4 separate regions of the Homo sapiens genome follow, and all the other regions are linked to region 1. Evidence: chromatin contacts called from ENCODE Hi-C or POLR2A ChIA-PET data. All regions are on one chromosome and are shown on one strand. The core of a region is the stretch at or near the end of the contact, and the rest is flanking DNA. Distances in the headings are between cores, read along the strand shown.

Evidence for each region. A loop is a pair of places that touch in the nucleus more often than their neighbours do. ChIA-PET counts read pairs that join two places held with the same protein, here RNA polymerase II (POLR2A). Pooled maps may share reads with other maps.
Region 2: a map with no recorded cell type shows a loop between it and region 1 (28-fold over the local background). The contact joins the promoter of CYBC1 here to the promoter of ASPSCR1 in region 1. A Hi-C loop is called at or near these places in 4 of 37 single-sample maps with no recorded cell type and 10 of 50 pooled maps. POLR2A ChIA-PET finds 5 or more read pairs at or near these places in 1 of 52 experiments (GM10248).
Region 3: a loop to region 1 is called in a pooled map, with 18 times the contacts of the local background. The contact joins the promoter of ACTG1 here to the promoter of ASPSCR1 in region 1. A Hi-C loop is called at or near these places in 2 of 37 single-sample maps with no recorded cell type and 8 of 50 pooled maps. POLR2A ChIA-PET finds 5 or more read pairs at or near these places in 2 of 52 experiments (K562 and activated naive CD8-positive, alpha-beta T cell).
Region 4: a loop to region 1 is called in a map with no recorded cell type, with 6 times the contacts of the local background. The contact joins the promoter of OXLD1 here to the promoter of ASPSCR1 in region 1. A Hi-C loop is called at or near these places in 1 of 37 single-sample maps with no recorded cell type and 5 of 50 pooled maps. POLR2A ChIA-PET finds 5 or more read pairs at or near these places in 4 of 52 experiments (GM12878, H1, HEK293T and 1 more).

Annotation. Positions count from the first base shown.
Region 1 is chr17:81,976,263-81,978,878 of GRCh38, reverse strand. ASPSCR1 (ASPSCR1 tether for SLC2A4, UBX domain containing) reads right to left here and starts at 1,250. Exons shown (of 16, transcript NM_024083.4): 1 at 1,131-1,250. The coding sequence starts at 1,232. LOC105371939 (a long non-coding RNA gene) reads left to right here and starts at 1,394. Exons shown (of 2, transcript XR_933953.4): 1 at 1,394-1,511; 2 at 1,922-2,616. LOC124904087 (a long non-coding RNA gene) reads right to left here. Exons shown (of 2, transcript XR_007065951.1): 2 at 2,544-2,616. RefSeq lists a silencer at 755-1,614 and enhancers at 1,093-1,864, 1,865-2,616.
Region 2 is chr17:82,449,459-82,452,074 of GRCh38, reverse strand. CYBC1 (cytochrome b-245 chaperone 1) reads left to right here and starts at 1,323. Exons shown (of 7, transcript NM_001033046.4): 1 at 1,323-1,375. RefSeq lists a silencer at 1,263-1,622 and an enhancer at 2,253-2,512.
Region 3 is chr17:81,511,549-81,514,164 of GRCh38, reverse strand. ACTG1 (actin gamma 1) reads left to right here and starts at 1,366. Exons shown (of 6, transcript NM_001614.5): 1 at 1,366-1,431; 2 at 1,805-1,933; 3 at 2,023-2,262; 4 at 2,539-2,616. The coding sequence starts at 1,811. RefSeq lists silencers at 1-130, 761-1,240, 1,441-1,610 and enhancers at 261-310, 341-620, 1,831-1,920.
Region 4 is chr17:81,665,324-81,667,939 of GRCh38, reverse strand. OXLD1 (oxidoreductase like domain containing 1) reads left to right here and starts at 1,335. Exons shown (of 2, transcript NM_001039842.3): 1 at 1,335-1,422; 2 at 2,356-2,616. The coding sequence starts at 1,363. It overlaps CCDC137 (coiled-coil domain containing 137), which reads right to left and starts at 1,203. Exons shown (of 6, transcript NM_199287.3): 1 at 1,040-1,203; 2 at 78-211. The coding sequence starts at 1,173. RefSeq lists silencers at 970-1,119, 1,320-1,639 and enhancers at 296-1,217, 1,218-2,139, 2,300-2,409.

The DNA of each region.
Region 1 (2,616 bases), core at 1-2,500:
CCCTGTAGTTCTGCAACCTGCCTTAAACTTGCCTAGCACAAGCTACCCCCTGGCTCTGGCACGGTTCTGTGCACCTGCTGCCACTGCCTGCACCGCCTCCGCCCCTCTTCTCCATAAAAAGCCAAAGCCGTGGCCTTGCACCAAGGGGTCCCGCGCAGCCTCTGCGGGAGCGCCCCACTTCCGCACTCTGCACGCCTGGCACCAACAGCCTCCTGGCTGCGCCCTCCACCTGCCCAGGCCTGGGGACCCCACGCCGTGGGCTGCTCCCGCAAACTCCGAGTCGTGTGCACCTTCGGATCCTCACGGTCCCCCACGCAGCAGAGGCTCAATAAATACTTTTTTTTTTTTTTTTTGATATGGAGTCTCGCTCTGTCTCCCAGGCTGGAGTGCAGTAGCGCGATCTCGGCTCACTGCAAGCTCTGCCTCCCAGGTTCACGCCATTCTCCTGCCTCAGCCTCCCGAGTAGCTGGGACTACAGGCGCCCGCCACCACGCCCGGCTAAATTTTTTTGTATTTTTTTAGTACAGACGGGGTTTCACCGTTTTAGCCAGGATGGTCTTGATCTCTTGACCTCGTGATCCACCCGCCTCGGCATCCCACAGTGCTGGGATTTACAGGCGTGAGCCACCGCGCCCAGCCAATACTTTTACATTTAATTGATTCGCGGTCACAAGGTGCCCAAGTAAAAGTGCAGTGAGTGACTCGGCAAAAATCGCTTCCAGGCCCCACGGCCGGGACATCTGCCACCGCGCAACCCGGGCTCCCGCTCCGGGGGACGCCCCGGAATGGGAACGCGGGTCTAGGGCTCCACTCCTCCCTCTTCCCGGCGCCCTCGCGAGCTGGGCTCGGCCGGGCGCCGAGTACTCGATGCGGGTGACACGCGGCGCCGTTCTACCTCACCCCTGGGAAGGCTCGCCACCGCCCCGCCCCCACTCGGGACCCCCGGGACCCCCGGGACCCCAGCGGAAGCGCAGGTGACGGCGAGCAGGGGGCGGGGCCGCCGCTCAGGAGGCCGCTCATTGGCCGCCGAGGCCCCGCCCCCGAACACCGGGACGCCGACCGCAATGGGCGGGGCCTCGGCGCAGCGCCCCCCGCCCGCCTACCCGTCCGCCCCGGGCGGGCGGCCGCACCTGAAGCAGCACGGTGCTCGGCGTCACCTTCACCGTGTGGCGCCGGCCGTTCGGGGCCAGCACCGACACCGCGGAGCCTCCGCCGCCTGCCGGGGCCGCCATTTTCCGCTCACGTGACCCGCCGCCGGGCCGGCGTCAAACAACTTTATCGGCAACAGCCAGGACGCGCAGCCACGCGGCCAGGGGGCGGGGCCGCAGCGCACTTCCGGGTCCTGCCAGGCCCCGCCCTTTCCCCACCCACGGCGCCCCGGCCCCGCCCTTGGGCCGCCAAAGCCCGCGCCAGACCCGGAAAGCGCGGTCGTCCTCTGCCTCCGGGAAGCGCGGCTTGGATGGGCTCGCCGGGGCCAGGCTGGGCCGGGGCTGGGCGCGCGGTCACCCCCGGTGAGCGGCACTGAGCCCCGGGGTCCCAGCGGTCCGCGCTCGCCCACCCTCGCTTCGTCCCTGACACGTCCCCAGCTCGGTGCCCTGCTCTCCCCCGACCCTCCCGGCTTCCTCCACTCCAGCAGCTGAGCCTCTTCCCTGCCCACCTGTCCCTGTGGTCAGCGTCCACCTCCTGACCTTATGGTTTGGGGCAGTCCCCCCGCCCCTGTACGGATCCTCCCTGGGTGTTGGGACTCGTGGCCCTCAGTCTAGACCTGATTTCTTTCATCCTAAAATGGGAGTGCAGAATCTGGCAGCCCTAGGGCTGCCGCGACGGTCCCTAAACCTGAGGGTAGGAAAGGCGGGAGACCGGTTTCAGAACCGTGGGGTGAGCGAACTTGAGTCTCACCGGAGCTCCTGCCGACCCACAGGCACTCAAGGACTTCCCGCACCAACCCATGCTGAGGAGGGGCTTGGTGGCAGCCTCAGGAAACACTCCCATCGCCAGCCACCGCAGCAGGGAAAGCACCTGGCCTCACCAGCTCCAGGCTTCCAGAAGGAGCTGCCCTCCTGACTCGCAGCCGTCGAATGTGCTTAGCTCCCAGCACCTGGGCCACTCATGGACAGCACTCGCACGTGTTCCGCCCCGCCCCCCACCTCCATGGCTCAGCCGGGCCTTGGCACTCCTCTCTCCATGTGCCTGCCTGTCTCTGCGGACTCCTGGCTAGGGCTCAGCTGCCCAGTAGCCTGTGGAAGGGGGAACTGGTGCAGTTATCAGTCAATCCTCCCACAGGGCTGGGATTACACACGTGAGCCACCGCACCCGGCAGTCATTGCTGAGTCTAAGGACATCTCTGCATGGGTGCTGTTGTGCCTTCCTGTCGATGACATATCCATGTCACCCACACACACCTGTATGCTGACAAACACGGACATCTATGTACATTGGAGAAACCTGGGGAAAGCCCCAGGCTAGCCATAGCCCTCCCATCCAGCCAGCCAGTCCCATGCTCTGTGCAACCTCAGAACCTTACTGAGCCACACATCACCTGGTGGGTTTTAATTCTTTAGTGGCGTTTTTGAAGAGTCTGTTCCTATTTTCCTTAGACTGTCCCACAGTCTGGAT
Region 2 (2,616 bases), core at 74-2,573, 470 kb before region 1:
AAGATCTGTTTTTGTTTTGTTTTGTTATTTTTTATTGAGATGGAGTCTCACTCTGTTGCCCAGGCTGGAGAGCAGTGGCACGATCTCGGCTCACTGCAAGCTCTGCCTCCCGGGTTCACGCCATTCTCCTGCCTCAGCCTCCCGAGTAGCTGGGACTATGAGCACCCGCCACCACGCCCAGCTAATTTTTTTGTGTTTTTAGTAGAGATGAGGTTTCACTGTGTTAGCCAGGATGGTCTCAATCTCCTGACCTCGTGATCTGCCCACCTTGGCCTCCCAAAGTGCTGGGATTACAGGCGTGAGCCACCGCACCTGGCCACCTCAAGATCTGTTTTAATGTGAATGCTGGTCAGCTGTGTGCCTGAATTCCAAAAGGGAGGAGGGAGTGAGGTATGTCTGTCTCCCCCTTCCCATCACTGCCTGAGCTAGTTTTTCAGGATAACTTGGGAATGCTCTTGGCCAAGCGGAAGGGTCCATTCAGATGGTTGAGGTTTCGAATTGCTGACTGTATCCTTGTAGAATCCTTTAGTACAGTCTTGTCTTCCACATTTCCAGTAATTCACTCTAGAAGCTTGTTCACATTCAGGTTAAATTTTTTCTGGCAAGACTACTTCATAGTGTTGTGTACTTCTGATATCTAACTGACCTTTTTGCGATGTTAATTAGCAGTCATTGATGACATTGCCTAGGTCCGTTAATTCATAGGGTGATGTTTTAATCCTACTGTTTCTTCTTCATTTATTAGCGGGAAAACTTCTATAATGAGAAATTCTTCTCATGCAGTATTTGGTTACTCTGCTGTAAATTTCATAAAGGCAGGACAAATGCTTGATGCTTTCCTTTTATTAACCAGGCCACAAACTGGGGTGAGCTTACCAGCATCCTCCAAAGGTGAACAGAGTTAAAAAATACATTATTATGAATTACAGACTGGAGCATCTGAGGATTTTAAATTCACTCGAATTCCTGTTCTTATTCATGCTCAAATCTTCTTTTTTGGCAATGAGAACCGCTTCAGTTTCGCTTCTATGTTAGCAAGACGTTCATAGTCCTTGGTAAGTTCTTTGCTGTCGGATACGTTTCCCCGCACGTTTCTTTTTTTCAAGAAAACTGGCTTCTTTAGCAGGAACCACCCGCCTCCTCCTGCGGCTCCGCCCGGATCCCGGAAATCCGCTCGGCTCCGCCCCATCCAGGAAATGCTTGCGGCCCCGCCCCAATCCCGTAAGCGCGCGCGGCCCCGCCCCCAATCCCGGAAGCGCGCGCGGCCCCGCCCCCGAAAGTCGGCTCGGCTCCGCTCCAATCCCGGAAGTGCGCGCGGCCCCGCCCCCGCCGGTTCGCGTCTCTCTGCTGCGGCGCGGGGACCGCTGTGCTCTCGGTAGGCGGCTGGGCTGGGTGGGCTCCGCACTTCCTTCCCGCTCCGTGCCGCGCGTCCCGGCACCCTTAGGCCCACTCCGGGAGGGGTCTGCGTCCTGGGCCCGCCTGCCGGCTGTTCCGTGTCCCGCCGTGCCCGTCGCGGGCGGCCTCGCGCCTGTTCCGCTGCAGGTTGGCCCCGGCGGCGGGAGCGCCCCCGATCCGGACAAAGAAACGAGCGCTCGGTGCGACTAGCGGCGCGGGCGGCTTTGCCAGCGCGCGTGTGCTTGTGTCCGCGAGTGTGCGTGTGTGTGTGCATTTGGATGTGGAATGCCGGGTGTTTCGGGAGCAATGAGGCAACTGAGGCCCGGGAGGGAGCCCAGTCATATACCAGCATCTAGGATTGGTTTGTGTGATTTGAACCCACTATTTTTTATTTTTTTGAGACACGGTCTCACTCTGTCACCCAGGCTGGAGTCCAGTGGCACGATTTCTGCTCACTGCAGCCTCCACCTCCCGGCCTCAGGTGATCCTCCCAGCTCAGCCTCCTGAATAACTAGGACCACAGGCGTACACCACCACACCGGGCTGTTTTATGTATTTTCTGTGGAGACGGGGTTTCGCCACGTTGCCCTGGCTGGTCTTGAACTCCGTGACTCAAACAATCCGCACGCCTCGTCCTCCCAAAGTGCTGAGATTACAGGCCTGAGCCACCGCGCCCAGCCTGAACCCCCTACTTAATGTCAGAAATTTGATTTGACTTCACAGGGAAAGCCCTGAGAAACTACCAGAACGGGGTCCCTGGGGCCAGTGTTGGGAGCGTACGGTGAAGTGGCAGGGCTGCTGCGCCCGTGCGGAACTCCGCTGTGGAAGATTAGCCCCTTTGGTGACTCGTCGGTTCTGGCCGCTTTGGGACCCTCTACTGTGCAGTCTGAACTTTCAGCAGGTGGAGGAGGGCAGAGAGAGAGCTGAGATCGTTGGTCCATGCCAGTGCGAGAGCCAGTACGGCCGGAAGCCATGATGGGACTTTCAGTTCCTTTCTTGGTGGAGGCCAGCACAGGGGAGAGGGGGTGCCCACAGATGCTAGAAGCTTAAAGGCTGCTGGGGGCTAGCGGCCTCAGGACATAAGGTTTCCAGACAGGACGGGGCAGGTGGTGATGCAGCTGTAGCTCGTGAGTCTGAGCGGGAAACAGCCCCCGCGCAGTCGGTGTCGCTGTGAACGGAAAAGGGCCTTCCTTACACAGGAAACGGGGTCTCTGGGGGATC
Region 3 (2,616 bases), core at 117-2,616, 460 kb after region 1:
TGGGAGGCCTGGGGCACGGGGGCCTTAGGCACGGGTCTCGGCGTCCGGGCTGACTGCAGCCCGCAGGTGAGCTGGGCCGGCCGCCTTGCCCTGACTCGCTGTTGTCACTCCCAAACACGGGGTCGCGAGCTAACGTTGCAGGGCCCCGGACTCCGCGTGGGGACCCCGGCCCCGCCCCCCAGCCTGTCGAGTCAATCTGAACGCTCTGCGACCTCGGGCGAGTCCGTCCCCTCACTGCGCGGCCTCACTGCCACCCCTACGCGGCCGGCGCTCCAACCCTGAAAATTCCAGCAGCGCACAAGGAAACCGTAGTGCCGGGCGCCTCTCGGGGTGTAACCAAAGCACCGGCGCCGCTCCTGGCGAGGAGTGAGCGCCCTGGACAAGCCTGTGGCTAAACCCACGCCAGCCCTGATCGCTGCTCTTAACTAGCATCGTAAACAGAAGAGGGTATCCCCCCGACCGCCCGAAGCTGGGGAGCCGACCTTCAAAAAAGTCAGGGCTCCCATTGTCTACCTCAGTTTCCCTATAATGTCTACAGGTGACCAGAATGAAACAAAGGCCTCACTCCACACCACCTTCTCAGCACATAAGGGGGCGGGGTAGCCCCAACCCGGAGCGCGCGCCTGGGGACAATCAGGCCTGTGATTTGAGGGGCAGGGATGTGTCGGGTCGGGTAGAAAGGGGCCTCGGTCTTCAAACGAACGGAGATCCGGGGCAGGGCGCCCCGTGGAGGGACCTGCATGGTGGTGGCTGCGCTTGGGGACGGGCGGGCTGTTTCCTATGGTGACCGGGGCGAGGTGAGGGCTCCTGAGAGCTCCCCCGCGCCCAGGGACGCAGAGCGTCGCGGACCCCCGCCGCGCCCCTTCCTCAGCCCGGCACTGGCGCCCGAGATCCTCGTGGAGCCCGAGGGGAAAGATTGCAAGGGACGTCCCAGGGAGCAAAGCCCCGCAGCGTGGCCGGGGACTCGGGGACCCACCCCAGCTCCGGCGCGGCCCCGCCCCGGGTCAGGCAGTTTCGGGGCGCAGCAGGGCCCTCCCCACGGCGCGGCAGTCCCGGGGAGGGGCCAGGCCCGTCAGCCCTTCGGCCCTCCCGGCGACCCTCGGAGGGCGCCCCAACTCAGACCCGCCCGCCGGCCCGCGCAGGGTCGCGAGCGCGCGGGGGTGGCGCGGGCGGGGCCGTTGGGAGGCGGTGCGGGCTGGGGGCGGGGCGGGCCGGGGCCCCACGTGTCCCTGCCCGGCGGGCCAATGGGTGCCCGGCTTTCGGAAAGATCGCCATATATGGACATGTTCTGGGGCCGCGCGCGCCGCCGGGCCGCGCGGGCGCGCCGCTTCCGCTTAAATAACGGCGGGGGAGGCCGCGGTCGGTCTCAGTCGCCGCTGCCAGCTCTCGCACTCTGTTCTTCCGCCGCTCCGCCGTCGCGTTTCTCTGCCGGTGAGCGCCCCGCCCCGGGGCCTGAGCTGGACGTCGCAGGCCTGCGCCCCCCGACCCCGGCTGGCCCCGCTTCCAGCTGCCGAGGCCTCGTCGCGCCTTCCCCGGGAACAAAAGGCGGGGTGGGCCGGGTCAGGCGGACGGGGCTGGGGGGGCGCCGGGGGTCCAGGGCGGGGCCCGGCCGCAGTGCAGACTTCCGAGCCGTGGACGTTACGTAAAAGGCCCGGCCTTCGGTTCCAGGCGGTTGCGATCTTGGAGGCCACGGCCGCTGGGGTTGGGGCAGGGCCGAGGCTTCCCCGCGGGAGGGCATTAGGTGGCTGTGGGGAGGGGACCGTGTTACAGACGCGCCCGCCTGAGTCCATCCTTTTCCGGGCAGGTCGCAATGGAAGAAGAGATCGCCGCGCTGGTCATTGACAATGGCTCCGGCATGTGCAAAGCTGGTTTTGCTGGGGACGACGCTCCCCGAGCCGTGTTTCCTTCCATCGTCGGGCGCCCCAGACACCAGGTGAGTGGATGGCGCCGCGGGGCTCCTGGGTTCTGCGTTGCGGGGTGGGTTCGGTGTCGCCGGCGAGGCTGACGGGTCGTCCCCTGCAGGGCGTCATGGTGGGCATGGGCCAGAAGGACTCCTACGTGGGCGACGAGGCCCAGAGCAAGCGTGGCATCCTGACCCTGAAGTACCCCATTGAGCATGGCATCGTCACCAACTGGGACGACATGGAGAAGATCTGGCACCACACCTTCTACAACGAGCTGCGCGTGGCCCCGGAGGAGCACCCAGTGCTGCTGACCGAGGCCCCCCTGAACCCCAAGGCCAACAGAGAGAAGATGACTCAGGTGAGGCTCGGCCGACGCCCGTGCTCCTCCCGTCCTTTCCCCAGTCATTTTCTGCCCGGCTTGATTTCTGACATTTAAGTGTTTCTTTCGCTGTTCCAGGCTCTGTTCCTCTCCCGGCATTTCCTCCCTGAAGCCTCCAGGTTTCTCATTTGGTTTCTGCCTGCGTTCTTTTCTTTTCTCCACACATCACACTGGCATGCAGCATGTTGTGGCGTGTGAGCATGGGGTGGCCGTGGGTCTCTGTCCCTGACTAAGCCGCCCCTTGTCCCTTCTCAGATTATGTTTGAGACCTTCAACACCCCGGCCATGTACGTGGCCATCCAGGCCGTGCTGTCCCTCTACGCCTCTGGGCGC
Region 4 (2,616 bases), core at 86-2,585, 310 kb after region 1:
GTTCTGAAGTATTTGGGCGATTGGGCGGGTTGAGACACACAAAGCTTCACTGCCGCCCAGTATGGGCCTGCACACACCTGCTTTCTTCCTCTTCTTGTTACTGATCGGGTTTTTCATCTCTTGGCGGCTCCTCATAATCTCCCGGAGCCGGAAAGGAATCTCCTGTTCGTCCTGGTTCTTGGGCTTGCAGTTCACTTTCTTCTTCTCTTTGCTGGGAGAAAGAACACGGGGGTGAGACCCGTCCCAAGTAAAGCACAAGCAGAATCAGTAAGAGAAACAATAGTTGGGTCTGGCAATAGAATCTACACGGGCTGGCCGGGCTTGGTGGCTCACGCCTGTAATCCCTGCACTTTGGGAGGCCGAGATGGGCGGATCACGAGGTCAGGAGATCGAGACCATCCTGACTAACACAGTGAAACCCCGTCTCTACTAAAAATACAAAAAATTTGCCGGGCGTGGTGGCGGGCGCCTGTAGTCCCAGCTACTCGGGAGGCTGAGGCAGGAGAATGGCGTGAACCCGGGAGGCGGAGCTTGCAGTGAGCCGAGATCGCGCCACTGCACTCCACACTCCAGCCTGGGCGACAGAGTGAGACTCCGTCTCAAAAAAAAAAAAAAAAAAAGAATCTATCTATACAGGGGCCACATCTGGCTTCTGTGGTGCGAGCCGGTCCAGCAGTCCAGGGAGCAGGGATCTTTCCTCTCGGTCTCACTCAGTGGCTGTCCCTGAACCCCTTCCTCACGGGACGCGAGGCCGAAAGGCACTCCGAAAGCCCAGGAGGCCTTTCCGCCCTGACCTCGTCCAGAACCACAAAGACGGGACACTGGGACGCGGGAAAGGCAAAACCAAGGACTCGCTCGCGCCTCCATTCATTCAACCGATCCTGGCGGAGCGTGGGCCGCGGGCACAGACAGAGGAGGGCACTGAGCCCGACCTGGGGAAGGGGTCCGAGCGAACGCTCCCTAGGGGGTCCCGGGCGGAGCCTTCAAGGCGTCCCCTTCTCTGGGGAAGTGTGGCGGCCTCGCGGGGCAGCGCAGTCACCTGCGAAGCCCGGGCCACGGGGCTGGGCGCTGCTTCCCCAGCGGCTGCACTTGCTGCCGCCCCCGCGCTCGCCGGGGACTCCCAGGACCCGCCTGCACCCTGGACACCGCTGCTCCGCGACCAGCTCCCGCCATCTCCACGCCGGGAGGCTCCCTAGCGAAGCCACTTCCGCCTTCCTGCATGGTTCCGCCCCACCGATCGGCACTTCCGCTTCCTGCGCTCAGCCTCACGCTGGCTGGAGCGGCGCGACTTCCTGAAGGTCCGGGATTGGCCGGAGCGCCCGCCGCTCACGGTCAGGGGTTGCCGGATCCCGTCCGCGGGCGATGCTGCTGCGGAGGGTGGTCGAGGGAGGCCGGGCGGTAGCCGCCGCGGTCCGTGGCTCGGCAAGTACCAGGACGGGTCTTGGCAGCGCCGAAGGGCACGTCCGAGAGGCCGCTGTCCGGGGGCCCGCACGTACCGGGAGGAGCCCCGGCCCCTCCACCCGCATGTGGGGACGGAGCCGGGAGGATCGCGCGCTGGCCGCCGCCGAAGGACCCCTCGCTCCTCTCCTCCATCGGCTCTTACCGAGTCCCCGCCCCGGAATCTGTGGAGGGGCCGCTTAGCCTTGGGAGAGGAAGCAGCCCGGTGAACGGCCACTTTCCTGTTTCTCAGTATCTGCCGAGCGCCTGTGTGCGAGCCCTCCTGGGCTCTGGGGACTGGCCGTGGACATGGAGCGGATGATGCCCCTCGCAGGACTAGTTAAATAAGTGAAGTTGGTAGCGTGTCAGTCCGTGATCCTGGGTAGATAGAGCAGGGCAGCGACGGAAGACTGCCTATAGGACATTCACGCTGGGATGAGAGGGGCCTGAGAGGCCTGGGCTTTGTGACAGGGAAACTTGGATAAAGGGTGGTGCGATTCTTCCGGTTGGTCCCTCAGAGGTGGTGGGGCTTGGTTATACTGGTAGAGGTGCTGGGCTGGCCAGGAGCTTACAGGGTTACACCTCTCGCATACTGGTGTCCACAGAGCAGCCATCTTAGCTGGAGGTGTCGAGTGCCTCCCCCACCCCCCACCATGTGCTTGAGTGCACACCCGGCGCCAGGCCCTGATCCTGGCACTTCTTGTGAATCACACCGTGTCATACCCATGACTTCCATTGCACAGTGGGGAAACTGAGTCTAGAGAGGTGAAATAACATGTCTAAAGTCACAGGAAGTGAAAAAGCTGAGGACATGGAGCCAGTTGCCCAATGACAGGAGAGCTGAAATGTCCTCACTGCTGGGGGTAGACCGGGCCTCACCAGCTTCCTGGAGAGTCACATGTTTGTCTGCATCCTCAGGGGGCTCGCCGGTTCTCCAGCCCGGACTGCTGCCAGAGGCTTCCTGGAGGTGGCAGCTTTCTTCAAAGGCACCATCCCGGAGCGCAAGCCCCTGATGGGCGCAGAAAATTCGGGACAGACCACGTAGAGGTGGGCTCCCAAGCAGGTGCGGACGGCACCAGGCCGCCCAAGGCATCGCTGCCACCTGAGCTCCAGCCGCCCACAAACTGCTGCATGAGTGGCTGCCCCAACTGCGTGTGGGTGGAGTACGCGGACAGGCTG